4 separate regions of the Mus musculus genome follow, and all the other regions are linked to region 1. A link is a loop called in an ENCODE intact Hi-C map of the cell type or tissue named here. Cell type or tissue: heart. All regions are shown on one strand.

Evidence for each region. A loop is a pair of places that touch in the nucleus more often than their neighbours do. Peaks named below come from ENCODE experiments on the same cell type or tissue, not always from the same donor. Only the 100,000 strongest peaks of a DNase experiment are listed, where the experiment ranks them.
Region 2: it touches region 1 in a loop (4-fold over the local background); 2 of 42 quality-filtered maps call a loop at or near these places.
Region 3: a loop joins it to region 1, with 2.3 times the contacts of the local background. A loop is called at or near these places in 3 of 42 quality-filtered maps.
Region 4: it touches region 1 in a loop (4-fold over the local background); 3 of 42 quality-filtered maps call a loop at or near these places.

Annotation. Positions count from the first base shown.
Region 1 is chr1:138,040,511-138,048,510 of GRCm38, reverse strand. No RefSeq gene overlaps it. Among named protein-coding and RNA genes, the nearest start is that of Gm34353, 51 kb to the right of the region's middle. In heart, a CTCF peak has its summit at 3,750 (motif pointing right); no DNase peak of the experiment used is centred here.
Region 2 is chr1:137,640,472-137,648,471 of GRCm38, reverse strand. No RefSeq gene overlaps it. Among named protein-coding and RNA genes, the nearest start is that of Gm34306, 120 kb to the left of the region's middle. In heart, no CTCF peak of the experiment used is centred here; a DNase peak (open chromatin) is centred at 3,551.
Region 3 is chr1:137,588,250-137,596,249 of GRCm38, reverse strand. No RefSeq gene overlaps it. Among named protein-coding and RNA genes, the nearest start is that of Gm34306, 180 kb to the left of the region's middle. In heart, no CTCF peak of the experiment used is centred here; a DNase peak (open chromatin) is centred at 4,779.
Region 4 is chr1:137,649,915-137,657,914 of GRCm38, reverse strand. No RefSeq gene overlaps it. Among named protein-coding and RNA genes, the nearest start is that of Gm34306, 110 kb to the left of the region's middle. In heart, no CTCF peak of the experiment used is centred here; DNase peaks (open chromatin) are centred at 934 and 4,234; H3K4me3 peaks cover 500 bases; H3K27ac peaks cover 2,873 bases.

The DNA.
Region 1 (8,000 bases):
TACAGATGCTTGCATGTGATTTACATTCTGGAGTTTCCTCTTGACCTTGGGAAGAAAGCATCTCTTCATTCCATTGCTGTGCCCAGCTCCAGACCTCTGCCCTGATGACACAATGACTGGAGACCATCTGAAGACACATCAATTCCCATGGACTCTGAGGCTATCGTCTATGAGCCAAGCTAGGGTGGGTGCTCCAGCTGTTGCTCCCATAGCACTCCATAGCTCGATGGTACTCCATGTAACTGAAACTTTTCCCCCAGTGTCTCTCTCGGGCAGAGCACCCCAGATTGAGAACCCCATCTGAGCCTCTGTGCACCCTTCTGTGGTAGTTTGCAACAGAAAGAAGGCTGAAGAAGTAGTCATTGCAGTTACTCAGTGCCTGGCTTTTTATGAGACAATGCAGATCTGGACTCAGATCCTCATGACTACAAAACAATCACATTGCCAACTGGGCCAGATCCCCAACCCCAAGACTGCATTTTGAAGGGGTTTTGGTCCACAGGCAAATGAAAAGAATGATAAAACATCTAACATGCCTCCGGCTCCAAGCATTTATGTGCTGCCCTCATAATTTTTAAAATTATTTCTTTTATTCTTCTGCTATTATAATGTAATTGCTTCACTTCTCCCTTTTCTTTCCTCCTTTCAAACCCTCCCATATACATCTCCTTACTCTTTTTAAAATTAATTGCCTCTTTTTAAATTAATTATTTATATACACGATATATACATATATACATATATATACACAAATAATATATACACAATGTACATATACATATATTGTAGATATATTTCTATTGTACATATATAAAGTATGTATACAAACAGTATGTCATATATTTGAATAATAAACACACACATATGTATTCCTAAATACATAAGTATAACCTCCCTCTGTGTGACATAACTTGTATGGATATTTTAAAGGATGGCCATTTTGTTTTGGATAACCAATCCATGTGCTTTTCCTGGTGAAGACTATGCTAATGTGCATAGGGAAAGGCGCCAGGAGGCCTCTCCTGAACACATGGGACTGCAGGCAACTATGTAATGCTGTGTGGGGGAGAATAATCTTCCTCATAACTCCTTTGAACTACGGGTTTTACAGAACTCCATGAACAAACATACTACAAGCAGTGCTCAACTCTCCCTGTCTTCTCACACAGTCTGCTCACACTGAATTTCACACATATACCCCCCTCTTTGCCTTTGTTGCTTTGTGCCTACAGTACAATTGGTCCCTTCTAATAGTTCCTCCATTGCATGATTTAACCTCTGTTCCTGGCTCACCTTCACAGAGGCCACACTTCAGTGAGCACAGGCGAGGCTAGGGAATATTTTATTGAAGGTTATTTAAAAATGCAAAGAAGAAATCGGACTCTGTGATGTACGTTAACCTCTCGCTATTGAATAGAGTATTGAGTATTACTTGGTTGTGGGACACTGGCCTAGAAAATGACAAAACCTCGCACCAGGAGAAGAGAAATCGAGTTGGATGTTAGGGGAATTCAGAGAAAACCTTGAATGAAAGATCAATGAAGCGACTGGATAGTTAGCTCTGTCCATCCGTGGCCTATGCTACTGAAGACTTTCACCTGAAGGAAGCAACTGCTCTACCATCATTTGAATCCCCTTCAACAGGTGCTGACCTTACACAAAAGAGTTACACACCAAGCTTTAAGGTAAGAGGTATGAGTATCTTAAGTCAGCTAATAAAATACGACCCCTTAGAAAATGCCTTAGGAGTTGGGTTTTTCCCCACCCTTTAGGACTTGTTCAAAAACAAATATCTGATTAACTTCCATGCAATTACACATTAAGTGATTCCACCCCACCCAAATGATCACATGGTTCCGTCAAAATACAACACCTACTACAAATGTAATGCTCACCGGGTCAAAGAAACCCATTCAGTGACTTCATTACTGAGGAGACCTTTAACATTTTATTTGATGAGAAGCTGCATTTTATGGGTGAGATTATCTGTGTGTGTGTGGCTTTCCCTGGAAAGATAAAAAGAAATATCTATACATCCTAGTTAAAACCACAAACAGCACATTCTGATTACTTTAGTGAATCAGAATTTCTCAGGACAGCATAGGTGACTACAGGAAGCTGTCCTGCCAAGAGATCATATCACAGGTACTTGCTCACCTCTTCTATGGTGGAAATTTGAATTCTGGCAAAAGGGGGGACCTTGGAAGGAACTCCTAAGAGTCTTGTCACCTTTCATCCATATGATATCAGTGGTTCCAGTCTTAGGAGGCTTTCATAAGGCTCAGTCCAAAGGCTTTGCTGGACTTTTAGCTTAGCATAAGGCATAAGACTTCAAGAAGGAGTCTTCTGTCCAACCAGGAGAAGCATCCATTTTCAATAATCACTCACTTTGATAGAAGAAAGCTTCTAAGTACGTGAGAACTAAGGGGTGATAAGCAAAGAATGACTTCAATGTAGGATTAAGAAGAGAACCAGTTTGCACATTGGAAAGTTTTCATGTTGAGCTAGCCCATCACACAGTACAGCAGATATTTTAATCCCATCTCAATAGAAAAACATCTAATTTTAAAAATTATATATATTCATAATTCCAACTCAGGTGTGTGTATATATATGCATATATGTACATATACATATATATGGATATATACACATATATGTACGTATATGTACACACACATATACGTACATATACATATATGTACACACACGCGCGTGTGTGTATATATATATATATATACCTGAGTTGGAATTATGAACCCAAAAAGAAGCACTGATGTGTTCATTAAAAATGAAAGTATCATCTCATCTCTGAAAATCCTGTATTAAAGGACACTTAAAGATCACCGGGATCACAGCTGAGGGCTGATAAATGTACCACAGAGACCCTGGGTTTATTTACATACTTGTCTCACAGGTTTCATCAGGGACTATAGAGGATTTTTTTTTAGAGAGAGAGAAGAGGAGTTCTTGGAAGATGGTTAAAAATTTTTAAACAAATCTGACCTCACTAAATTATAAAATCTAAAATGTTGGAGAAAATAAATCTCTGAATTTCCCTAGGAAATGAGTCGTTACTGAGCTGGAGGCAAGATTCCAATCTCAGCTTAGGTGGAGGCAGAACAATTATCTGGGACATAATGACAAATGTTGGCTATTCTATCACATTCTGAGAATAAGTTTTTTTTTAATGAAACATAAAGTTGCATAAATGTTTATGCATAAGTATTCTAGACAGCAAGTAGACAACGTCAGCCCTGTTAGCATGTGATCATAGATATAAGATGAGCACATTGCATAATTATTTTAAACTTTTCCTACTGTACATGGGTTACCTGTAAACAAAACAAAGTATTATGCTTATTCAGTTTTTAAATTTGGATTTGAGTCTTGTTATTTAAATAGATGTTAACATACTTTAAAACACATTTTTAATTTCAAGATGAAATTATCACTTCAAATAATTTTCAAATGAATTCTATGGAAGGAGCTTTTCAAGTCCACAATAAGTACAATAAGATTGGACTTTTTGTCAAGAACACTTTGGAAATATATATTTCCTGCTGACTGAAGGCTGAATGAATATGTTAGAAATAATATTTGATTCTACTGGTCTATGCTTCTAGCTTAATTTCAAAGGACACGGAATAGTACGAATATACTCAGAGATAATCATGTAATGAAACTTTTTTTTTTTTTTTGCGCAGATATATTTGCTGTTCCTCGCCCCATGTAGAAAGCATAATGACCACCAGGGTGCGCTAAAACCTTTGCAATAGTTTCCTTCTGCTGGTGGGTGGGGCTTCTAAGTATTCCTTTGTATGGTGCTTTTTACGGGTGTGCATGCATATTGTGTCACTGATATTGCTGACAGGAATGGCACTCTAAAATAAACTAAGATTATTCCTGTGGGATGAAACACTTTAGCTTGAATTTTGTACAGTCTTCCCAAACAGGACCAGCATGGCATTTCCAATTATGTCTCATGGGAACCTACTGCTGGATCACTCTCTGACATGAGGCACCCAAGAGTGAGCGACACTTATGGCCAGTGTTTCCTCACATAGCTCTCCTATCTGTCATTACATACAATACTAGCCTCCCTGCAAAGTGTGTGTGTGTGTGTGTGTGTGTGTGTAAATGTGTTCAAGTGTGTGTATGTGTGCAAGAGTTCTGAGTGCTTCTGTGTATGTGAGTACAAACGTGTGGGTAAGTGTATGTGACTAGAAGTGTGTAAGTTTATGTGTGAGTGTGCCTGCAAGAGTGTGCATGTGTGTGAGTGTGTGTGTCAACACAGGTGTGCGTAAGAATGTCGGTGAGTGTGTTTGCAAATGTGTTCATGACAGTGTGTGTGATTCCCACACTAGATCGTCTTCTCTGACACAAATTTTGCAATGTTATATATATCAACCTCATTTATTTGTCAGTCTCAGGATTACATCAAGAGCAGTCTCTTGTCATGTGCCTCTTGACACTTTAAAACTTTATCAAGCCTTCCTTGCCAAAACCTTTAGGAACCTATGGAATGGCAGGTGGAGCACAGGGAAGACTATGGAGAGTCCTCTCTGGGTGGTTTTAGAAGCAGGAGAGTGACTTGGGTCAAAGTACAATAGTAAATAAGAATCGAGGGCAAGGCAGGCTTTGGAGAAGCGAGTGTTCATAAGTCTCTTTGTGTGCCACAATTTCCAATATGGTGTGACTTCTGGGGGGGAGGGGGGAGTGTCCCCATAACTGCTTCCAGGGGAGAACCCAGTTCTGTCTCATGCTGTGTTAGGGTTGTTTATTGTCTCTCTGGAGCCCCCAGTTTAACTCTGTTGGGCTGATGACCAACAGAAGTTCTGCCTCAACAGGCTGGCCGACAAGTCCTTTCAGAACTATCCAAGCATTAGACTTTTTTCCAGCTCAAATATCTCCACAGTTTAGAAAATAACAAAAAATGAGTGAAAATGAGGTGAGAAAATATTAATTGGTGACAGCTCCAGAATAGTGTTGAGGACATACCACACTGAAAACAACGCTCGTGTTTGCTCCGTTAACTCAGCCCTGCAGAACACTCTGGCACCCTGTTCATTTGCACTGCGATCCCGGTCTTCTGTGACCTTGCTGCTGCCTCTCCACTTTGGGGGTTGATCTTCTATGTGCCTCTGTTTCTTTGCCCTTATGTAAGAGGGAGGGCAGCGGTAGCATCTCCTCAAGGAACCTGCTTGATTTTGCTACTCTGTGCTTTGCAGTCTCCCTTTAATATGTGTGAGGCTCATTTTCTCGATGAAACACTTGCCTGGAGATTCTAGTTAACCTTGGCTTTTTGTTCACGTGAATTTCTCTTACCTTGTGACTCTGCGCCTCTAAGGGTAATTATCCCATGAGATCTCAAACTATTCCTTAAGGTGAAGCTTTCCAGCAAGGGGAGATGGGCACCTCTGTGTTTCTAGGCTTTGATTTCCACAGACTCCGCAGAGTTCTTAAGCCATAGGATCCTTCAGGCTGGCAATGCAAATTGGAAGCCTCAGGCAAGACTCAGGTCTTCAGTTTGCCCTTGACTCCAGAAGACATTTGAGCTATTTTTATTTACTTCGTGCTCACAAAATGAACACGTTTGAGGAAAGCTGACTTACAAGGGAATAAGACCTCTTTGCCACTTTGGTCAAGTGTTTGTGGTCTGTAGGCATCCTAACAGGATCAATCCAGTCTGTCCTTGTGACCTGTATTGACTTAAGACTCACTACTGCTTGCCCTTGGCCTCTGAGTTATAGATCACAGAACCACACAGGCTGTATCACAGAGCCTCTTGTCTTCATTAGCTATACTGAGGATTCACACTATCATCCTTGGGCCAGAGGAGGGATGCACCCCAGAAAGGTGGACTTGTCTCAGAGATCTGATAGTTCCCCAATTTCATTATTAGCCTTGTCTCTCTCCACACAGCTTCAGGATAATGATACAAAAGTAGCCTGGGTTTTCACATAAGGACTTGCATTTTTCAGAGTGGTCCTGTCCTGGGTGCTGGAGACCCTGAATCAGCTGTAAGGAATTTAGTTTTCCCTTGATGCTTTGTTGCCATTGGCACTAACATTTGGACCTCTCCCTATCTCTGTGTCTGTACAAGTGCTGCCCTGTGGCTCAGTTGGTTAGCTTTAGAGTTTCCTTGCCTCTCCCAATTCTCCACCTCTGAGATGCACTAGCGTCTCCCTGACATAGTCCAACTTGTGAAAAAACAACAACAAAAACCAAACAGCTTCTCATATCACATAAAATTTGTATCCAATATATATTGATCATATTCCTTTTCCTCCTCCAACTTCTTCCTACCTCCCTACCCACCCAACCCATGCATTTCCCTCCCTCCCTTTCACCTTCCCTCTCTTGAAGACCCCAAAATGAAAACGAGAAACACATAAATAAAAAAAAAGAAGGAAATCAATAACACACACACACACATAAATACCAAAGCAAACCAAAACGTGTACAAAACAAAGCAGGGTGCCCAGTTCTTGCCCTCATGTAGATCCTGTCTTGTCTTCCAGGCTGGCATCCTTTGACATGGCTTTCATCAGCGAACAGCTGATCTTTCATGTCTGTGATCCCCAGCCTCAACATCTGCCTGAAACTCACATCTTCCAAATGCTATGCTGATGGCACTGGGGTGACTAAGCAGCGCTTTGGATCTTGACCGCTCTATTGCTTTTTATCTGCAAAAAATAAACCCAGCATCGGCACCATAATAATTCCACTTGCCTTCTTCTCCACTCCAGCCAACATGCTCCTGACTGAAGTGTCAGCAAGCAGGACTTGCCTGCCCCTTGCTAATCTCTTCCTCATCGCCTGGACTCTGGAGGACACGAGAGCTTCTGCCTCCAGCTCCGGGCACTCATTAAGAGTCATTTATATTAATGCACCTTCTAATGGGAAAATCAGTCAGGTGGCATAAAATTTATTAAGAGGAAGAATATTTAAGTTGACTCTATGTCCTCGTTTTTTTTTTTTTTTTTTTTTTTTTTCAGGTGTGCACAAGGGATCCAGCTTCCTTCAGAAAAATATTGCATGGAAATAATGGCTTTTAAAAGAATGGTGGTGAGGCAGTTTACGCGTGTAACTGTAATTTAAGGTTTATTGATTCTTTCTTTCCTCTTATAAGTATAAGATTTTTCTATCTATACTACGGAGATACACAGCCATTGATTCAGAGAAACTGTCTGACTTTAGCTCTCTACTTTGACTAGAAATATAAATAAATAAAGAGTTACTACATTCTTTGCATGGATTTTTCTTTCATCCTAAGTACTGTATTGACTGGCTTGTTACCCAACAGACTCCCCCCGCCCCCCACCTCACCAAACACACACACACACACACACACACACACACACACACACACACACACACACAGAAAGAAAGAAAGAAAAAAAAGAAGAAAAGAAAGAAAGAGGAGAGGAAAGGAGAGGAGGGGAGGGGAGGGGAGAGAAGAGAAGAGAAGAGAGGGGGAGGGGGAGGGAGAGAAGAGAAGAGAGGAGAGGAGAGGAGAAGAGAAGAGAAGAGAAGAGAAGAGAAGAGAAGAGAAGAGAAGAGAAGAGAAGAGAAGAGAAGAGAAGAGAAGAAGAGAAGAGAGGGGGGAAAGCCTGCTGTGTTGTCTGCTCTTGTGACTCACGCTAACTAATCAGATGAAACTGCGCTCTGTGTGTTCATTTAACAAACTAAACACACCACATAGGAATCATCTCAGCATCTCCCCTGCAGCCGAGTTTATTTAAGGTCCTTTGGCAGGCACTGGTCCTGGAACAGGCAGCTACTTGGACGCTCTGTTCATGCAATTTGACACTTAATGGTTTTCCCTTGGCTGAGAAACTTAGCAAGCAGAAATCAGGGAGAAATCCAGAGACCTGAGCATTGGCCCTTGGGTCTATGGAAGGGAGTGGTGGGAAGTAGGGGGGTGGACAGGACTGCCGATGGCTGCCCTGTTGAAGAATCATCCTCTGCAGGAGGAGAAGGCCCTGCGCTTACAG
Region 2 (8,000 bases), 400 kb after region 1:
ACATAAGCAGAGCTTGTCGGTGAAAATGGCTGACCATGGGCTCCTTCACACCCATGGACTGTTTCAGATGACGAGCTGTTTCAGCACCCGACTTGGAAGCTGAGTTTCTGAATTGTCTGCTATCATGGTCTTTGTTCTTTCTACTTCCTGGCAATTTGGTATCCATGGAGAATCATCATTATAGCATGGTACCGCAGTTCCATTGGACCGGGGTGTGTTAAGGAAAAGGCTGGAAAGCAGCACTTTCTGTATCAACCAATGGCGAATTGATCCATTCTATAATCACCGACTCTGTGCTTGGCACTGCTCATGTGATGAAGCTCACATCCTGTTCCTGGAGATCAGCAAGATATGCTGGCTCTGTTCTTCCATAAGAACAGAGGGATGACCTAAGAAGGAAATTGGGTGGCTTTACCTTATTAGTAATGATAGAAAATTAGTAATGATAGAAATTAGTAATGACAATATCTGAATGATTTTCTATCATTACTAATAATACTAATTGGCTATATATCATATACCCAATTACACTCACTGAGGTAAACGTAACTTATACTGTTCCACCAGGTACCCAAATATTTCTTCAGCAGAAGATGACCTTGGTGACAAGTAGCCACGGGCAAAAATATCTGATTCTTGTTTAGTTGATTTGTGATGTATAAATATATGCAGGAGTTTAAGAGGCCATAGTGTACAATTTTCTCTTAAATAAGCTATTAAAAAGAATGAATTTATGAAATTCCTAGGCAAATGAATGGACCTGGAGGGCATCATCCTGAGCGAGGTAACCCAATCACAAAGGAATTCACACAATTCGTATTCACTGATAAGTGGATACTAGCCCAAAACTTAGTATACCCAAGATATAAGATACAATTTGCCAAATGCATGAAACTCTAGAAGAATGAAGACCAAAGTGTGGACACTGTGCCCCTTTCTTAGAATTGAGAACAAAACACCCATGGAAGGAGTTACAGAGACAAAGTTTGGAGCTGAGACAAACGGATGGACCATCTAGAGACTGCCTTATCTAGGGATCCACCCCATAATCAGCTTCCAAACGCTTACATCACTGCATACACTAGCAAGATTTTGCTGAAAGGACCCAGATATAGCTGTCTCTTGTGAGACTAGGCAGGGGCCTAGCAAACACATAAGTGGATGCTCACAGTCAGCTATTGGATGGATTACAGGGCCCCCAATGGAGGAGCTAGAGAAAGTATCCAAGGAGCCAAAGAGATCTGCAACCCTGTAGGTGCAACAACATTATGAACTAACCAGTACCCTGGAGCTCTTGACTCTAGCTACATATGTATCAAAAGATGGCCTAGTCGGCCATCACTGGAAAGAGAGGCCCATCGGACACACAAACTTTATATGCCCCAGTACAGGGGAACGCCAGGACCAAAAAAATGAGAATGGGTGGGTAGGGAAGTGGGGGGGGAGGGTATGGGGGACTTTTGGGATAGCATTGGAAATGTCATTGAGGAAAATACGTAATAAATTTAAAAAAAAGAAAGGAAATAAGCTTGACAATTATGGCAAATGCATTTCTGTGACTGCACTTCATGCGTTGTTTAGTAAGCTAAACCATTTGATTAATTATTAGAACTACCTCAGAAATTCTATCAAGTTATAGGGAGAAAAACTTCAATGTCTTGAATTTTAACTTGCAGGGAATAGTAATACAACATTATTAAGTCTTTGCTTGACACTGATTTATTCCTGTGGTGGACAGGTAGAACCACTAGGAAGAGCAGGGAAAAAAACAAATGACCAGTGGCTCAAGTTCATTCTCTGTCTCTCCTTCTCTGTCTCCGTTTCCATCTCTGTCCTCTTCTCTCTTCCCCCCTTTTACCCACCTCTTTCCAAAGAGAGACAATATTCTTCCTCTATTTCTTCATCCTCATCATCAAACTTCGAGATGATCCTTTACATTGAAGTAAAAGCACACCATCAATACATGAGCTTCATAAGTATTTCCTATGAATAGGGTAGGAGCCTGTGCGAGTTTGCTCTCCTTGGTTCCTTTGCTTTGTATAACTCTACCATTTGGCCCTTTCTACCATTTGGCACATCTCTGAGATGTGTGCATAAAATTGAAAATAATAATAATTTTCAAAAACATTGAACATAATTGTTCCAGGTTCAGCTCAAAACCTGACACCTCCATAAGGTCTTTTATGATAACACTTTTATGAATTTTCTCCCCTTTAACTTAGCAGATACGCAGAATATTGATGTGTTTTTAAAGGCAGTGAATAGAACAGACAAGCAAGTCTATATGCACATTTCTGATGCTAGGCAAATACTGTATGCTAGGCCTCTATTAGTTAACTTTGAGAAAGTATGCACCGACTAACATGTTGTGTGGGTTTGAATACCATCTCTGTTCTGTACTAGCTGTACATGGTGGTTTGAATAAAATCTGCCCTGTAAGTCTTGGGCATCTGAAAAAAAACAAAAAAACTCCTCCAATATCAATACTTAGCCTTGATGTCCACACACAAACTGTAGTAAGGGATTCCTTAAAACCTTGCACAGACAGGTTCAGTATTTTGGGAAGTGGGAGGGATAACAGAGGTCTTTGCCTTCCCTCCCTGGTCCTTTCGCATACATGTGCGAGCGATATGCTCCCTTCCTCAGTGCTCTTTATTGTGCAGAGAACGATGTCAACATCAATCAACAGTGCTCACTCTCCTCTGAACTTCAGCAAGCAGCGTGCTCTTGGCATGAGGCACTGAATTGCTTCCAGTTGTAAAGTTAGAATCTTCAAGATACATCTTTTATTTCCAAAAATGTGTTGAAGTGTAGGACTACTGAGACAATGAAATCAGTTTTCCCTAGAACAATGACATTTTCTTTAATCTAGTACTCAAACACGCTTCTCAGATATTTTCCATCAGAGCTCAGGACTGCTTTGCAGAGCCATGTGGTTCGTCTTAGAGGATGCTCCCCTGCACTCGTTTCCTCCTTGCTGACCAGACTGATGGAAATGCTTTGCTTCCTCCATGTTTCCTTTTGTTTCTTTTCCTTTCCACTTCAGCAACCTCAAGAGTATCTGTCTATCCAGTTACCCCATTTCCCAGATGTGTGTTGATAAACACAGGCTGCCTCTGTTTGTATGGAAAAAGATTATATACTTCCATTGCAAAATATAATCAAAAAACTTGTCAAAGTCAATGTAAAATAGCTCCTAACATTTAGTGAAAGGATGTGATGATAAATCCTGTGAGCAGCCACAGTGTTGAGTTGGATTGTGTTACGCTGTGTTTGTGGGAACTCGTATCGTGCAAACCACTTCACCACTATCCTAATGGCCAAGTATGTAAATGGGCTTTGAGGTTCTACGGATGACCACCCAACTCTGCTAACAGCACAGCAGTATTGCAAAGGTTTCTAAGACCAGTCTCCAAGTAAATAAAGGCAGCATAAAAGTTCCTATATCTGGACTGAGGACGCACAGGAGGAAGGATGGGAGAGAGCTGCCAAATGCTGTTAACTTCCACACTATCGCTTCTGCATGTGGTACAGCTGTCACGAGCTGGGCTTCTGGAAGCAGATGTTAGAATGTACTTTGAGGTGCACAATGTTATTACAAATTCCATGGACAGGAAGATAAAGTTTCCGCCTCTGGCAGGCAGAGGAATAAAACCCCGTAAACTGTAATTCGGACCCATCAAAGCCTCTTCCTTCACAGGGCTCATGTTGGACTAATGAGTTTGGCCTTCCTATCCCCTTTTGCCAAGCTGCAGATGCAGGCTGCCACTGTTCCTTCTATTCCACATTCCTTCAGGCTCTCAGCAGCTGAGGCAGACCTGAAAGGACTGGCAATAGAGACTGTAGTCCCTAACTGGGCTTGTCCCTCCTGGAAGGAGAGTCTGACTGGGTATCTCTTAATGATGGGAAACTTCTTTCCCACATACCAGCTAAGGATAAAATAAAGTTAATTATTCTATGTGGCTCTGGGGATCACCACTGTCTCTTCTTCAAATACACGCAGATTCTGAAGCTACTCGGTAGTGTTGCTCTGAGACCTGACAATCTGGTGGCCATCATTGCATTGTCCCCCTGACTCACTTTTTATAAAGTTTATTATATATGTTCTCATTTCTTCGTTCTTTCTCTAAGTAAATCATGTATTCTTTTTCCTCCTTCCTACTTTTAGAGGTTTTCTGATGAATCCAGAACTGGGAGATTTCCTGACAGGTCAATCTTGCTATTTGCTACACACAAGACCTAAGGATCATGACTATTTACCCAAGAGTTTACATCTACTTATTGTCTAAATACTACTAGAAGGCTTCATGGTTGATTCTTAATCCCTGGTTATCACAACTAATTTCTGCCAGAGTCTAAAACAGTTTCTTTACTCTGAAACCTTACATTGGAAATGTAATCAAATCACCTTCAGTTAATATTCTCTTCCATCAATTCCTTATCTGTGCACAGACACTGTAAACCCAACAGCTCAGCTTCATATCACACAAGGTGCTCTTCTAGAGCAAATATACCTAGATATATATAGCAAATATACCTAGATATATAGAGACAACATGTGGGCAAAAAAAAAAATGTTCCATGTGTCTAATTCAGTAGTTAAAAGCATTTTAAAATCAATTTCCTCAATCTACTATGAGCATAGCCAAATATGCTGAAGTGTGTTATGCCATACTTTCGCTCATCTTGACTATTACTGTAGATTACCAGAGCTAAGTGAATTGGGTGAGCCTAACAGTGAGTGAATTAACTGTGTTGGCTCCTTGCCAAACTAATTCTCTGGAATACACAGCTCCATGTGTGGCAGGAAAATTAGTTCTGTGACAGTGCAGAGTATACTAAAGATAAATGATGAAATATAAAGGCCTAGAAATGCCACACTAGGTGTTAGTGGTGAGTAGATGGGTGTCAGTGGCACAGCATGAATTTAGCATGTGCAAAGCTTTGGGGACAATTTCTAGCATCAAGGGGAAAGAAGGAAGGAAGGAAGGAAGGAAGGAAGGAAGGAAGGAAGGAAGGAAGGAAGAGAAAGTCAAGAAACGTCCCTCAGAAATGAGCTCTAGGTCAAAGCTACAAGTTTTTGATTCAAAGATACATGTACTTAACAAAAATATAATCTTCCGAAAAGAAATATATTATTACTTTATACAGGAGCTATTTATCAAACCCTGGGGGATTCTGCATTTTTTTAATTCTAAAGAGCACTGTCCTGGTTTACTTTTATGTGGGTGTGACAAACACCATGACCAAAAGCAACTTGGGGAGGGAGACATTTATTTGTCTTACAGGTCCTGACCACAGTTCACATCACTGGACGTCACAGCAGGAATTCAAGCAGAAGCAGAAAACACAGAGGGAAGCTGCTCACTAGAATCTGATGTGTCTGACTCATGTTCTTCTACCTTTCTTACACTCCCTAGGACCACGTGCCCAACGGTGGCGCTGCCTAGAGTAAGTTGGGAATTCCTATATCCACTCATTGGTCAAGAAAATACTCCCCAAAGACTTGCCTATATGCAATCTGATGAAGCAGTTTCTTAGTTGAGGGTCCCTCTTTCCAGATGGCTCTAGCTTGTGTCAAGTTGAGAAAAATACTTAGTAGCACAGGCGGCTGCTCGCATTTAATGGGCAGAGTCCAGTGATGCTACCAAACTATTCATGGCAAAGACCAGTCTGTCCTCAAGTGTCAGTAGTGTTGAGGTCTAGGTACCCTACTTCAGATCTGAATGACCACACCTTTGTTCATTGAAGATAGCTTCTTCATGAAGGGTTTGTTTTTTAGCAGAGACTCAGAATCATCTTGATACAAGGATACATACATACAAGATTCCTAACAAATTATAACAGAAGAGAATTACCATTTAAAGATTGTTTATCTGGAATGATATCAGAAAAGAGTGCTTTTCCTGGTCTTCCTTCTTATAATAATAATAATACTTGTAATACTACATATAATAACATACTCAAACATGTCAACAGTATGATGGCAAAAATGATGGGAATGAAAAAAAAGAAAAGGAAGGACATGTCAGCTAGGTCTATCTGCAGGAGCTAGTCTAGTCAATCCACTGTCTCATCAAATACTGTTAGACCCTTACCCATATTGTGTTTGAAGTTCTCGAAGCATCTTAAGAGAAAAGAGGCAAGTCGGAACACAATGAAACAGCAGTTCCATTGCTTTGATCGAAAGCAAAATGAAGCCTGGAACTAAATTTCGATTTCCACAAGATCCACCCAAACCATAGATATTCCTTCTGATCTTATGATTTCTCCTTCCAGGTAAGACACACGAGAATCAGGCAGTATTTTGACAGTGAAGGCCATGAATCTTAGAAATTAAGAGCATGTCTTTGACAGTACCAATGCAGAACAAGCAAGAAATATTGGAAGTTGTTTTTTAATAAGTTGGCAAATGATCATTTTTATGTAAATAATTCAATAGGAGTCACACAGTAAAAAAGTTTTATTTTTTTTTAAAAAAATCTATTGACTATCTTAATACAGCCCAATAAAAGAACATAAATAAGACCCATGTTCAAATCTGTGCCATGAATAATTTCATCTTTCCTGACTGAGGGGGAACTCTGCAATGCAGCCTTCTGGAGATAATTTTGACATGTCCACATTTTGGACCTGCTAGTGAATAGGGTGCTGTCCTCTCTGTATAGCACTGGGCTACTGAAAAAACAACAACAAAAAGGTGAAGAAAAGTGAGGAAGACAGAGCGAAAAAAAGAAATGCTGGGTCACTGCAAGCCTTGGGTGCGTGGTCAAAGGGATGCAAGCACAAGAAGATGATGCTGAAAGGGGGAATGAGGGTCCACTGGCTAATTGTGGACTGTTTGTAAGAAGGGGCATCCCAAATGGCATGAATTCAAGCTTGTCATGTGTTACAAGAAGCCAGAGATGGAGGAAGTTAACACCTTTGTAACAATCCACTTATATGGAAACTAACTCATGTCTCCATAAGGGTATTAATAATTTTGGTAAACAGCTGTCCCATCATCCAGTAAGTTCCCACCAGTTCTTCTTCCTAAGAAGGCCCATTACCTCTTACTAGGTCATACTGAAGTCCCCACAAGCAGCAATGAACTACTGGAGATGACCCATGTCCAAGCCAAATATTAGATGCAAAAAAAAAAAAAAAAAGGTTCTTTGCTCTAATGTTATCTCCATTATTTCCTTTGGGAACATGAAATCTATTCCCCTCTTGTGATCTTAAAAGGAATCAGAGATGGTAGGGATCCCTGGTTTATTTTTATTTGCTATTTAAATTGTGTGCTTGTCAAAATAAAATTGATCCTGTCTGTTGAATAGTCTTTTGTTTTGGGGTTTTCTTCTCTCTTTTAATCATCTAGACCGTGAAATACGGAAGTCTGAGCACTGCTGATTTACACGTTGAGGTCAAGCTGAAGACTGACATCAGCTCTGGGAAATGGACAAAGTAGCATTCAGTGTCTGTCGCTGAGCCCCGGCCTCTGTGCTTAGCCAAGGACGAACTAGAGCTGCTCCTCCTCCTTGGGTTTACAGAGTAAGCACAAATTTGCGTCTTTGTAACCTACTTCTGGGAGCTTTGTGTTTAATTTTTGCAGGCCATGGCTTTGACTACATTCATTAATGTCTCATCTCCAAAAGTGGCCCATGTGACTTATCACAAACAAATATCTAACACATGTAGAATTAGTAAACTAAATATAAAAACAGATCACAATAAAGCCTCCCATGATGCAAGGTCTGAACTACTTTAACTAGCAGCTTGTATTCTATCAAGACAGATTTTAAAATAATTTGTCTGGGATTGGGATCTAATTGATAAAGAAAAGAAAAGAAAAGAAAAGAAGAGAAAGGAAAGGAAAGGAAAGGAAAGGAAAGGAAAGGAAAGGAAAGGAAAGGAAAGGAAAGGAAAGGAAAGGAAAGGGAAAGAAAAGAAAAGCCCTGGTTACTATTACTATTTCCCTCTCCTAATATGTATAAAACCCTTGCAAATGATTTTCTCAAGAG
Region 3 (8,000 bases), 450 kb after region 1:
CCTCTTTGACTAATGACTCAACAAGTCATATTTCATTTCTGGCACTGGAGGTTCTACTTGGTGGCATGAGTTGTCTAGGGGCATTCTCTCTCTCTCTCTCTCTCTCTCTCTCTCTCTCTCTGTATATATATATATATATATATATATATATATATATATATATATATAGTAACTCCATTTAAATTTCTTTCACACACACATTATATTTTCAGAATTGAGAGTGGAATATAGTAAAATATATTAATGAAGATAGATAGATAGATAGATAGATAGATAGATAGATAGATAGATAGATAGATAGATATGGTACAATAGAAGGGTTTCAATGTTACCTATCCCTCTCTGTTTTCCTTCCTTTTACTGTGTCTGCATGCCTTTCTTCCTTTAATCCTTCTATTCCAGTTGCCCCTTTGTTTATGTTTAACACTATGTTAAGACCTATACAAATTCAAACCAGGAAAAACTCCCAACATGGAGAAAAGGAAGTGCATACAAAGTCCCATCCCTAACCGAGAAGCTATTTGCAATTGATACTTTCTGGGAAAGGAAAAATAGTTTTTTCGAGTGAGGTGTCATTGCACATATCAACCACACTCCGGGGTCGGCTCTGTGCCTAAAAGTAGTTGGGGAATACAACATAGGATCTCTGTGTTCTAATGATGTGCTTTTATGAGCGCTCTCTCTCTCTCTCTCTCTCTCTCTCTCTCTCTCTCTCTCTCTCTCTCTCTCTCGCAGGGGTGGTTATGTTTTGACCAGTGATGATGGTGTGATGGTGTTGGTTTTATTGTATATGTGTATGTTAGTGGTTTTTTTTTTCCTTTTCTGAGAAAAACAGAACCAGAAATTGATTGGGTAGAGAGTTGGGAGCATCTGGGAAGAGTTGGAAGAGGGATGAGAAGGAGGAGTTGGAAGCCAAATAACCCTTTCTTTCCCCCAGGTTGATTTTGGCTGTGTTGTTTATCACAGCAACAGAAATCAAACTAAAACAATACCCTAAACTGCATAAAGACATATCACAAAAATGAAAACTACAGACCAATACCCTTAATGAACATAGACAGAAAAAATTCTCAATAAAATATTCGCAAACTGAATTCAAGAACACATATAAGGTGTTCTTCATAAGGGCTTTATAAGGTGGAAACTTTACTATTTGAACTCACAGGACATCTGACTTAATATTGTTCTAAACAGAAGAAAGAAGAAAACCCAGAGATTTAAAGTAGTTGTTTGCATTTCCTTTTCCCCTTAGTAGAAAGTACAAGAAGAAACCCAGATTTACTTACATTAAGCTGAGTCAAAGAGTCAAATGGGCTGAGTGTAAGAGTTGGAGAGTCTCTGAGTGGGGCAGAGAAAAACAATTGGCAACTATATAAACATAGAATCAAGATTTTATGCTTAATTGTACTAATATTTAGTGGGATAATAACATGTACCCAAACAATATCAGAAATATAAAGTACATAGCATATTCTAATGTCTTAAGAACTTGGCTTGATAAACTATGGACTATGAGACTGTTTAAGCATTTATATGTAACATTTGATATTCATCACATAGTCACTTAGAGTTAGAACTGATTGTAATAGGCAAGTGAACATGATTGTATAAGGTAGAGTTCTGAAACACATGGACTTAAAAAACCAAATGCAGAAGTGCATGCCTGGCCTGCCTAGAGCAAGCTATGTGACCTTGGTCACATTGACTCCACCTCCTCAAGTATCATTTCCATCAACTCTAGCAAGTGAATAAAGATATCACCTAGTTGTTTAAGCTGCATCAGTTAGGTGGCAAGCTTGCTCTAGTACCTAGGAATATAATGAGAACCCCTGAGTGTCAGCACTTAAGTCTATGAACCAGTCACCCCTGTGTTACTAACCTTTCTAACATCAAGTCCTTCTCAATGTGGAACACTTCATCTTAAAATTTAGAAAATGTTTATACAACTTTATCATTTCACTGAAAATCCTTAGTCTATGGATTTTTAAAACCAAAACACACACATAGTCCAATGAAGTGGATATTTAAGTGGATATTTCATGAAGACACAAAATACTATAAACTGTGACTATTTGAATCAGGAAAAGAAAGTACTTCTGAACTACAGTATTTTCTTAATGCAGTGCTGGTGAGACTTAAGTGTGTAGTGCCTATTTAATGCACTCATCAAACACAACCGTTGGTGGTGTTCACCTCGCCTTTTCCTCTGTAAAAAAAAGAAATCTTTCGAATTTCCCATTTTCTTGGGATGCTGGCACAGGAAGCAACTCACAGGCCCTCTACCCTAAAAAGAGGAACTCAGCTGATACAGTGGAGTAGTCTAGGATCTGTCTGTCATACACAGGGCTCTTCAAATGGCTCCAGTCGTGTTGCATTACATCATTGAGAAATGAGGATTTGGACACATAGACCAAAAGAAGAGAAACTGGAATTTAAATCTTCCGTTTCCTCTCTAGAAAGGGAGTTGAAATTTACATTTTCTCCAGTCCATATCTCCGTGCAGCCCTCGGTATCCTTTGCCATAGCAAACAAGTTGGTTTGCTAAAGCTGCTACCACCAGTACTTTTGGTTGTTTGTAGGACAGTTAAGAAATCTGCTTATAGCCATCCATTGGACTGAGCACAGGGTCCCCAAAGAAGGAGCTAGAGAAAGGACCCAAGGAGATGAAGGGGTTTGCGGCCCCATAGGAAGAAAAGCAATATGAACTAACCATTACCCCCACAGTTCTCAGGGACTAAACCACTAGCCAAAGAATACACATGGTGGGACTCATGGCTCCAGCTGCATATGTAGCAGAGCATGGCCTATTCAGTCATCAATGAGAGGAGAGGCCCTTAGTCCTGTGAAGGCTCTATGCCCCAGTGTAGGGGAACACCAGGGCCAGGAAGCAGGAGTGGGTGGGCTGGTGAGCAAGGGGAGGGGGGAAGGGATAGGGAGTTTTAAGAGGGGAAACTAGGAAATGGGATAACATTTGAAATGTAAATAAAGAAAATATCTAATAAAAATCAATAAATAATAAAAAGATTAAAATAAAATTCTATATTGCCTAGTGTTTTCAGTTTCTGTATTTTTTTTTCTTTTCTTGTTTTTTTCCCTCCTTTCCCCAACTTCCCTCTTCTTTAGATCAGCTGTTCTCAACCTCTGGTTCACAATCTCTTTGGGGGTTGAAAAGCTCTTTCACTTGGGACCTCCTAAAATCATTGGAGAACACAGATAATCACATTAAGATTCACAGCAGTACTGAAATTGTGGTTAAGAAGGAGCAAAAACTGAAATGACCTTGTGGTTGGGGATCACCACAACCTGAGGAAGGATATAAAGGCCCAGCTTTAGGAAAGTTCAGAGCCACTGCTTTAGATAGCAGCTCGCCCTGGAGTCCAGGCAGATCTAAAATGCATACGGCCATCCAGTCACTGTGGCGTTTACTCTGGCTTCGAGATTGTAATTCTGCCTCAGCCTCCAGAGGACTGGGCTTATAAACATGTAGCATCGTCACACTCAGATCAACATTCAGTTGTAAATATTCATCATAAAAATGATCTAAACAAAAAACAGATACAGTATTTAAAAAAAAATACGATTCAGGACTACAAAATAATCAAGTGTCCTTAGGGTCGAATTATGTTTTAAAATATGAAATAAAAATAGCCATTAACAACTAGGACATGAAGTTTCCGTGTGTCTGTCATGGAAGGCATCAGAGAAGGCAGGTCTACGCTGAAACTCTTACTTGAAAAGCCAGGGATCAGGTCCTTGTCAGAGATGTGACCTCTTGAAGACAAAACAAGACCCTTGGGTGTGAGGCTTGCAGGGTAGGCTATTTCCCTGGTGAAGTTACTGTTTATATCCTGACAGAGACCTAGGAAAGGGCAATCCCCTCCCCGGGGTCTAGTCCCTGTTTGGGGTTCACATCACTGACCACTTCCATCTCCCATCCTTCATTCATCTACCTTCCTGGAACCCTTTTCATTCCTAGCAACACCTAATAAAATGCTTTGCAAAAGAGTACTACAATCAGTGCTGTTGCCAGCTCCTCAGGACACCTGCATGTGCTCATGTCTAGGCTGTTCCAAGTTTTTTTTAGAGAAAAGTTTTCTATCAGTAGCAGGTTCTCCTTTGTATTTTATTGTTTTCAGATTTGTCGACAGAGAAAAGCTTGTGATCTCAGCTCTCAAGAGGCGCATTTGTCAGCCAGGTTCTGAGCTCTCAAACATCCTTGCTAATTGCTTTACCATATTCAAAAAATCTGACCTAAGTTCACATGACTGTGATTGCCAGCAATTTTTTTTTTTAATTAGCCCTGTTTGTGTCAACACAGGGTTGTGACATGAACAGTTTGATTTCTTCCACTGTTTTTACTTTCTGGGTCTGTCTCTTCAACATTATTATAAATGCCAAAGATTGCTGGAGATATAGGCATACCATAAATTTATAATATTAGGGACACAGTAAGCCTTCTGTGGATACTTTCATAGATCCAATTACTGTCTAATATTTTAGTCCTACCTACCAGCTCCTCTTACTGGCTGCTACTTTTCATTATAGGATTCAATCTATACTTACGTTAGAAAGTCTTTGAAATACTTCAAATATATTTTTCTTGGACAAAGTTATCACTTTACTGGTAGATTTCAAAGTGGACTAAAGAGACATGGAAAAGCTCTTAATCCAGACCTGCATCTCCTGGAGTATTAACACCATCACTAGAAAATCCCCAGGCAATGACGAATAACAAGAAAGGCATTTCCTGGCAAAGAATGGTGGGCAGAGGAGAGCTAGCTCTTGACACAAAGCCACCAGCCCTCCAGCCAGCTGGTGACTGTGTAAACCGGACATGCCAGGTTTCCCACTGGGGTTACTGTGTATTTATTTATAAACTGTTAGTATAGGAACAAGAGAAAGAAAAAAAAACAGTAATATTTAGGTACAGTATAGCACTTAAGCCATTATATTACTGTAGTGAGTGCACATTCAAGATTGTTCTTTTGTTATATAGTGACTATGTATATGCATATACATTCGACATATAGACTGCTGGATACTATATAAAGTTTGTTTGGGAGCATATATGAGGTAGTGAAAGAAAAATGACAACAGGCATGGTGATAATAGGTTGTACTTAGGAGCATTAACAAGGTGGTCAGTTCTATAAGAATTTTTCCTATACTAATTAATTTAATCCTCATGGAAGATTTTCAGGGTAGGTACTATGATAAAGATACTCTTTAAGAAAGAAACTGAGGCAGAGAGGAAAGTAATTTTTCTTGAGTCCATAGTCATAGGATTTGAGGCATGTGGCACCTGAGTATGTTAATAGCTATACTGCTTCATTAAAACTCCAACTAAAGCAAAAGAAAACAGAAACATTGAATCCATTGCTGAGAACCTTCCAGAGATGTTAGTCAAACCAAGTTTTTCCCATGGTAACTCAGCCAGGCTTTTACAGCAACACAGAAAGAATTAACAGAGCAGCCAACACGTGACAAAAAAACACTTTAAAATTCGTAAACCAAATAAATGGTGAGCTTATAGCCAGAATCTATGAAAATTATGTCACTTTGTTTCATTCCACTATAATAATATTATTGAAAACCAGAGTTAGACTTTTTAAAATATGAATAAAGGAACGAGACTTAGTAGAACATGAAGAAAGGTTTTCTTTCCATGTTTTCTTACTGTCTAAAAATAGCATTGGCTTCTAAAAATCGCCTAATCTACTAATTGTCAATTTGTTCAAGTTAACAAATTTCTATTATTCAAATGAAAGCAACCCTAGAGAGTCAAGGTGGCTCCTTCCCTGAAGTACAAATTATTACAAATAATAATACTAAAACTCGCATGAAGTCAAAGCAATGTGAACCCAAAGAAGAAATTTGAAGGTGGTTCTAGAGTTCACATTACATTACACAGTTATAAAAATGAAGACAACATGTACTAATACAAAGCTGAATATATGGACTTTTGAAACAGAATAGAGAGCCCAGAATAAACCTATACCGTTCTCAACTGATACAGGATTACCAGGATAATTAAAGGGAAATCTTTTCAATAATGCTGGGAGAACTGGATTGATACATATAAAAACGAAATTGGAGGCCTCTCTCAATACGATTCAGGACTACAAAAAAATCAAAGTGTACTTAGGGTTGAATTATGAAGTTTCTGTGTGTCTGTCATGGATGGCATCATAGAAGGCAGGTCTACACTGAAACTCTTTCTTGAAAAGCCAGGGATCAGGTCCTTGTTGGAGATATTCCTAAGAAGTTGAACCTAATGTTCCTAAGAAGTTGATCCTTAGGAGTTGAACCTAATAAAGTTCAACTCTAAATGAACTACAGATGTAACCCTTTAAACTAAAAGAATAAAACAGCTAGAAGAAAACATAGTGAGAAACCTCACGGTGTTGGCCTTCACTGTGATTTTCTGCTGTACACTGAACACAACGCAGAAGCACAGTAAACAAAAGCAGTAAAGTGTTTGTTTTGCAAACTCAAAGATCTCAGTTTGGTTTCCACAAAGTACACAAATAAACCAGGGATGGTAATGGGTGCTTGTAATCCCAGCACTAAGAAACAGAGACAGATTAGATCCTTCGGGCTCTCTGGGCAGCCATTATAGACTTCATGTTGAGTTCCAGGCCACACACTCCCCAAACATACACAAGCAAAACTGAGTGATACTTAATATTCAATGTATTAACATGTAGAGTATTTAGACTCATGTGACTGTGATGGACACCATTCACCATCTATCAGGTCCATAGTGGCTGAGTGAGGAAAGGTTAAGAATCAAGTACTAAGAACCCTGTAGCCTAGACATAAATGTCAAGGGGCTGGTTCTCTTTATGCATCACTGAACTGAGAGTTCCAAATGTATGTGGGTTTGAGTTTTGTAACCCATGTGTTTAAAAATAGCATCTGGTGCCATAGCTGAGGACTGTCCCCAATCACGTAAGAAGATAGGGATGGTGTATAACATAGTAAAATGAACCTCATGTGCAGAGAAACAGCATTGCAATTAGAAACTACTTTCCTATTGATAAGCCCAAGTTATTACTTACTATTTACTATGTTCCATCTGGGATGCTCTCAACTCCAACTGGGCAGCCCTCTGGGCCAAACTCTCTTGGCCCTAAGCCCAGGTGGCTCTCCTCCCTTCTGTCGGTTCTTCTTCCATGGCAGCTTCTTCCTACTCTTTCCCTCTTCCTGGTCCTCTCTCCCCAGCCTGAGAAACCTCAACATCTCTTATGTCTCTTTTGCCCAGCTATTGGCTGTTGGCATCCTTATTTACCAATCACAATTAACTTGGGAGAGGGTCATTTAGTGTCCTGGGAGCCCCAAATGACCATTAGAATACGAGCAACATTAGGCCAACCCTCTACACAGTAACACTTTCTTTAGGTGCAGAACTCAGCTGCCAACTACTTTGGACCTTGAAAACGCTGAGCTGAGAATCCTTTATGGTCTGTAGCAAGTGACAGATGGCAGAAGGCAGAAACTGTGGAGGGGTCTGGAAAGAGCATGACTCTATGCTTTGGCTATGCTCCAATGATGCCAGGTCAAGTGCCAGAGGACCTTTCCAACCTATCCCAGGGTTTGGCATCTGTGGCAGTGATGATATATTGTATATATTCAGAAGCCATGATATGTGCATGTGCAAAGCTGATATTATCTTTTCAATCTTTGTTTATAGGCTCCCACCTCCTTTCTAACTCTGACTTGAGGATTTCCAGTGGCATGGTCTCAAAATAGCAACCATGACTCAGACTCAAGCATGCATAGCTCAACAACTCATGCTTCACGCTAGCAACCCTTGGCAAACTGAATTACTCCAGATCTGGACAGTTAGGTTGGTACAACAGAAAGCTAAATGATAATAATAACTAGTATTGGCAAGGAAAGGAAATTGGACCCTTCTATAGCACTATGGGTGCCGGACTGTGTGTCTGACTCACTGCTGGCTTACCTAGAGTGCTGCCAGCATACTGCTCAGGGAAGGCA
Region 4 (8,000 bases), 390 kb after region 1:
ATGATGGTGACTGTTCACCGTATCATCTGCCAGGTAACCTTGTGCTATGAACTTTGCAAGTACACTTACAGGATGATGTCTAAAAGCAAGTCTCCAGAAAGCTATTCTCTCTTCTCCTCTGTTTTCTACCCACTGAAGAATTATTGGATGAAGTCAAGATGAAGTATGAAGTTTGATTCTGTCTTTCTGTGTCTCTGTCCCCTTCTGTCTCTGTCTGTCTGTCTGTCTGTCTGTCTGTCTGTCTGTCTGTCTGTGTGTCTGTCTCTGTGTGTGTGTCTGTCTGTCTGTCTGTCTTTCTGTCTCTGTCTCTTTCTTTCCCTCTCTTCTATCTTCCTTCTGTCCGTCACTCTTTTCAGTTTAGCACTGTAGATACGCAACTAAGAAAAGCTTTGTGAAAAAAAATCCACTGAATTAATTCCTGCTTAATTCCTGATCAAGCACTTTTCATGAATGAAATTTTACTGACAGTCACTGCTTGTCAGCCCCATAGCAGCTTGCACTGTATAGCATTCTTACTGATCTGATCTAACTACCAAACAAAGGAAACTTGAACCTGCAAGGGAAACAAGAAAAGGGCATTGTTGATCTGTCTAAAAAGTGAGTGTATTCATATTCAAATGATGTGGCAGATTAAACAGCCATCGGTGAGCCTCTGAGTGTGTGGAGTGTAGGTCTATTTTGGTGGAAATGAGGTCAGAGCCTCAGAATAGATTCAGCAGCTCATGAGTATAATCATGTCTCAGGTTTTAGTGCCTGCCTGAGATAAACTTTCAGCTCAGCTCTGCAATATTATTATGTTCCTCATCAAGGAGGATTGGCTACAAATTAAGTACCAAAAATTACTACCAAAATATCCTCTTTAAAACCATAACAAAACAAAAGCACAGCTTCCGCTGAATCTCGCGGATGCCGTTATGAATCAAAGCATGACCTGGGCACAGTGCCGAGCAGGGCTGTGAGATGGATTCCAGCTCCTTTGTTATCTTGAGAAAGAGCAAGCCTTCCCTTGTTGCCTCAACACCTAGCATTTTTTCAGACTGGGGAATGAAGGAGTAAATTAAAATGATGATAAGTATAGGTGTTTTCCACAACTAGATCAAAATTATGTAGTAATCCATTTTATCTCCTAACAGTGAACTAAAGCATACACCAAGTTGAGTTCCCTGTGATGCATAATTCAAAGATTTCCAACTCTTTATTCACTACTCCTGCAAGCACACCATCCATCTGGCAAATAACAAACAAAATTATGACTATATAAGCCAGGGAAAACAGTAGAATTCTGTTAATGAGATGGTGTAGTGACACGAAGTATTTGGGTAATAATAAAAATCAAAATGTGATCATTTTTATTTGCAACTTTTTATCATAAATGTGGTTATTTTTACATTTTGTGTTCTAATTCATGGTTTGTTTCATAATGCCAAGTTTTTAAACTATGATCTTAATATGTTTTAATCTTTTAAATGACTTTAGCTGCTCTTTAATAAATACACAATTAATGAAGTTCTTTGCAGGAATAGAGTCTCAACCACATTCGAAGATTCACTGTCTAGAAACAGGCTTCCTCCACGTTAAGTGATCCCATATCAGATCACTAGAGTCACATACCAGAGAGGTCAAAGTCACACGTGTGAGAACAGGTTCCACCAGGATCCCATCCGTACGAGTTCTGGTCCCAACAGTTCAATGGCTTGCACACTTAGTTTAACTTCTCAGACTTCAGGGCACTGATCTTCTGAATGGTGAAAAGGAGTCATGTCACTGTGGTTCTCCATGGAAGACTGAGAAATGACCACTCTGTGCACAATACAGTGCAGGGCAAAGAACGATTTGTACGTTATTTTTTTATTGGAGTGAATGGCACTAAGAAGCTATGGAGTTTCTCTAGCTGGGCAATTTATTATCTTCTCATCTTTGCTTCTTTGTTTGTTTGTATGTTTATTTGTTTGTGGTTTTATATTTTAGACTTGATGGAAGAATGAAGTGTGAGTGTCCTACGTAGGATTTCCATTTTTAGAATAAAACACCATGAGCCAAGCAACGTTGGAGAGGAAAGAGCTTACTTGACTCATGTTTCCACATCATAGTCCATCTTTGAAGGCAATCATGGCAGGAACTCAAACAGGACAGAACCTGGAGGCAGGAGCTGATGCAGAGGCCATGGAGGGGTGCTGCTGACTGGCTTGCACCACTTGACTTCCCTTTTTAAAATTTTCCTTTATTTCTATATGAGTCTATTTTTATAGTACTCAGGACAACCAGCCTGGGGATGGCATCACCCACAATGGACCAGGTCCTCTCCGTTAAATCATTAATTATCAAAATACCCTACAGGCTTGCCTACAGCCTGGTCGTTTAAAGGCATTTTCTCAATTGAGGTTCTCTCCTCTCCAAGGACTCTAGCCTGTGGCATAAAACTAGCCAGCAAGGTGATGATATAAACAAAATTAACTTAATTTAAAAAATATAATATAGAAGGGCTAATTAATATCTAATTGAATGTGAACTGCATCAAAATATAGGTTACCTTAGATAGCACTGAAGAAAGAAAAAATTAATAAAATGAGCAGTAAGTATTCACAAAGCAATGGAAGAAAGAGTCCAGAAATTTTGGGATTAGAGTTATCTTTCTTTCCTCAAAAGAATGTTTAAATGACAATTAAGTGATAAGTGGTTAGGATTAAATTTGACTGTGATGCAGAACCATAGCCCTTGTATATTCTAAATATGTCTCACCTGAGACTGTAGGAAATTCCTGTAACATCCAGGCCTGGTCCTCATTCCCAGATCCAGTTATACTGCTTTCTTAATTCTGGGGCAAATGAGAACGTGGACATGAACTACTTCACACTTCAAGTACCATCAGGTGCTCCATTCATCCTTTTAGCCTCTTCACCAAATCCTTTATCAGACCTACATACAAGTCAAAACGAGCTTAGAACTGAGTTTGCTTCCTCCCATTATTTTTACGTGAGGATGCCAACAGTAAAGTGAAAATCAAAATACGACTAAAATATCAATGCTTAAATATTTCTAAAGCCAAGGAATTAACCCCCGTGTATTTTTAATGTACCATCTTTATTCTTTTATTGCTGTTTACTTAATTTTTATTTATATTACAGAAGATTTTTTTCTAGCTATAATTCTCTAGTCTCAAAAGAACAGGATATACTCAGATAACACTATTTTCTCAAAAGTTCCAAAAGAAGCTATGAGTTCTTGTATCAGCCAGATTTCCTATAGTGTATATTTATATAGCTTAGTCCTGAATTCTTTATATAGAAAAGAGGGAATTAAAACTTCAAAAGAAGTTTGAGCTGAGAGCTTGTAATTCAAGCTTCTTGGGACAAAACGTTTTTACTGTGCGCTCATTTTTTTTTATTTTAAATGAAAATACATATTTTCCCAATATGCCATTTCAGTTCCACAAAGAAAAGCAGTCAGGAGATTTTTATGGTGAAATATTTAAAGAGAATCTTGAACACGAGCCAAGAAAACACTTTTAAGCTTTGCTAAAACAACTCACATCTGGGGCTTTATTTGCTCATTAGGCTTGTAAGGGGTACAGGCAGACTTTTATAAAGAAGGAAAAATTCCTCTCTGGGCTATGACTCCGGTGGCTTTGTGAACCTATTTTAAAAACAAAAGTGAGAACAAGAGAGACTGATGGTTTCAAGTGTGGCTCTAGAAAGGCAGACAACATCCTTGGAACAGATTTCAGGCAGAACATGGAGAGACTTAAAACATAAGAAACATGAAAAGTTATTTTCTACCAAAATGAGGGATTCTATTTGGGACCAGAACTGTGCATGAAGTTGTGCACAGATTAGCCAGTTTTACTCACTAGATATTTTTATTAGCATATATTAATTTCAGAAAGTAATGGGCTTTGTTGTAACCATTTAATATATGCAAATGAGATACTCTGATCATGTCTATTCCTATTACCCTTGCTCCTTAACGACCCATCACCTTCCTCATTTTTGCAGGCTTAATTTTTTTTTCTAAAAATGAAACAAACCCTACTTTTAATAAGGGTTCACAAATGCTTCAACTACCCTTCTAGCCCACTGTCCAAAGGTAGAGAAGAGAAGATGGTAAATAGGACAAGGGGCTATTCCAACCTCTGTTTGTCAGGGTACCAGCAGTCCAGTTCATTTGTGTCAGGATGCCAAAAACACAACACAAATCAGCAGCTGTGGCACGATCCAGGAAACAGATCCAGGCCTCCGCCCAATCAGCACAAGGTAGTGGGAGCAACCAGAACTGCTAGGGAAGCCAGAAGTTCTCTACTGTGCCTCTCTCAGCAAAGTGAAATCAAGAGACCAACAAAGAAAGCATCGCGATGCTAGTGATGAGTCCTACTTACGGAGTGAGCAATGAGAAACTGCCTTGAGCCTTTGCATGTCTATGTTAGGTTTTTCCAACAGTATTTGTTAAAGAAACTATCTTTTGTATAATCTATTTTTAATCTTTTTATCAAGAATCAGATGCATGGAGCTCTGAGGATCTTTTATATTCTGTTTTACTTGTTTTGCACTATTTATCATTCCAACACCCCGCTGTTTGTTGTTTTTGGTACCTCTGTGTAGTGGTGAATTAGTTAAACCACTTTGAGTACTGATTGGCCATACAGGCACTGCACCCGCCCAAGAGCACTCTGAATTAACAAATGAAAGGCACACACACACACACACACACACACCACATACACCTAATCCACCCTGCAGCTAGGAAACACTCCCCTCCCTTATTATTGAGTTAACACAAGACTCATATACCTATTACCTCTTGTGGATTTAGCATTTACAGAGTCAGAAATGTAAGCTATTTCAACAACAACATTACTGTTAGTCAGTATTAGTCTCTAATTATTCACACACACAAACATATACATGTACACATATACACACACATACACACAAAACTCAGTAATAAAAAAAGAAACTAAAATGACCAGACTTTATTTTCTTTCTTTTTATGTAGAATCTGTGGATAGAGGTAGGGAGGAAGTAGAAGTGACATAAGATGAGGAAGGGGATGGGGCAGTGAAGGAGAGAGGGTAATAGGGGGATAGACATGACCAGAGTACCTCATTTGCATACATAAAATGGTCACAACAAAACTCACTAGTTTCTGTAATTAGTATGTGCTGATAAAAATATCTAGTGAGTGAAACCGATCAGATACACACACACACACACACACACACACACACACACACACATACACACGCCCACTTTGGGTATTTCCTAGAGACTACAGCTTCTTGAGCCTTCTGTTCAAACTCCTCCTCTACTGTGGATGGGTCCCAGTGTGTGAAGGAAGGTTTTATATCTATATATGAATATGCATATATATATGTGTGTGTGTATATATGTATATATGTATATACATATACATATATATATATATATATATGCATGCATATCAATCTATCTGAAATGCTCCTGAAATTCAAATACAGTCATATGATCTCAACAAGACTTTCCCTGACACTTAGGATATATATAATATATATATAGATATATATATAATATGTAAATATAATATATAATTCATATATATAAATTAAATCTATATACTAATAATTGATGTACCAAAAAAGAAAACAGAAAAAGAATACTACTCACAATAACTTCAAAATTAAATACATAAAAACGTATCCGAAGACACAAAAACTGTAGAATCAAAATCATGAATTATTAAAGAAAGACATTGAAGAGAGACGATGGAAAGAGCCCTATTTTAATATTGTTAAAATAGCTTATACTTCTGACTCAGTAAGTGTTAAACTTACAAGGGATATATGTGTCTGTGAGCCATTTTGTATATGGATATGTTGTAAGTATTTAAATGTTTGTGTGAGGGTGTCTGTGTTTGTGCCAGTACATGTAAGAGTATGTGAGTATGTGTAATGTGTTATGGGCATGTCTAATTATTTCCAAGACTGCAAAAATCTCCCCATTCAGAATTTCCTCTATGCTCTTTAATGACAGGATGGAATTGAAAACAGGTTGAGTTCTCCCTGATCATTTATAAAAATGGAGAAACATATTATATGCTTATTTTTATCTACATTCTTTTTTATTATTTACTGAATAGTTGCAGCTGGCAATTTTTCTTTAGCTCCTTTGACAGTTCATGGAATGGTCAGTACAAAAAAGAAAAAAGGAGAGGAGAGGAAAGGAGAGGAGAGGGGAGGGGAGGGGAGGGGAGGGGAGGGGAGGGGAGGGGAGGGGAGGGGAGGGGAGGAGAGGAGAGGAGAGGAGAGGAGAGGAGAGGAGAGGAGAGGAGAGGAGAGGAGAGGAGAGGAGAGGAGAGGAGAGGAGAGGAAAAGAAAAGAAAAGAAAAGAAAAGAAAAGAAAAGAAAAGAAAAGAAAAGAAAAGGGACATAAAAGTTACTACAAAATAAAGAATGATAGGCCAAGAGCTATATATTTTAAAATATAACAACAGAAGCAATGTAGGTACAATGTGCTGCTGTTTAAGAGACAAATTTATAATTGTTAACATACATCTCATTTTAGTTTGAATACATAAATTAGAATAAGAGATAAAGAATGATTTAGATTTTATTTACATCACCATAGGAGCTAACCCTCTCTCAAGTGCATGGGACACAGTAAGGATGTCCCATGTTTTTTAAATTTCAGCATGGTTAGATTTCTTTTTGATCTCATGAAATTATCTACACAAGAAGTACTTTGCTGGGGATTTAATGGACTGAGGGGGGGTTCACTTCCATTGGTAATTAAAATAAGCTGGTTGAGGAGAAGGTTGGACATCCAGAGGAAATATGTATGGAATAACTATTTTAATGAAACAATGAAAGAAAACCTTCTGATCTAGTCTCAAACTAAATTTGAGACTAACTTATTTCACATACTGGTATGATTTAGACCAATGTGAAATATTAACACATACCTACTACTTTAAGGATCAGTGCAAACACTAGTATCTCCCACATGACCTTTCTCACCTTCCCTCAGACAGGGATCCATCCAACGTGGAGGAGAAGCCTGAACAGAAGGCTCAAGAAGCCACAGTAGCTAGGAAACAGGCAAATGTGGGCACATTTCTGGAGCACATTTACATGTGGATACCGAAATGCCAAGGTCCAGGCAGCAAAAGCATCTATTTTGTATTCAGAGAAAATGAGAGACATTTAAGTAAAATAAAATTAGAGTTGAAGTAAGACAAATTGGACACGTACAGACTTAGCAAATGACCTGTCTCCACTTCATAGCTTCTTTAATTAATGATAAGAAAAATTGAAAGGTTGAGACATCTGAGCTTCCTTAAAATACTAATGTGCCCTTACTGCTTTTCCTGACCTCTTTGTGAACAGGTTAGTAAGAGACATTTAACCTTTTAGGATAATCTACAGACTACATATTTCTAGAACGCATTTGGATACTCTGCTAATATTATCTCATGCAAGTTTTAAAACTCTTTAAGGAAAAATGTTTTTTAAAAAAAAGAATTTTGACCAAGAGCCTATGACTGCATGTAAAACAATGTGGCATCTCAGAGAATGCATTTGATCTTGCTGAAGCTGTGTGGGAGCCGGCACCACCTCCTACCAGCTGCTGTGCAGACTCCAGGTGCTTCCTTTCAGGACCCCCACCCCCCACCCCGACCAGAGGAACCAGGATATTGGTGGAGAAAAAAAGTTCTTTGGCACAGCAAAAGGAAGCTGGACATGAGGAAATACACAAAACCAGTATGTTAACTCTCTGGGTCTTATCAGCTCCCTGAAAACAGACTCTTCATTTAGCCCAGGCTTCTGCAAAAGTCCAAATACCTACTGTCCCATCTTAGAAACTCAGAATGGAATGACTCCTCAGGGCTTTACTAGGCTCCTGTTGCTTAACATCCCACTCTCTAGACACATTCACTACTCAGTTCTTTCTGAGTATAGACTCTGTTTTTAGGCTTGTCACATGCTTCCTACATTTTTGCTCTGTATCTGACATCCTCCCCAAATCCAAATC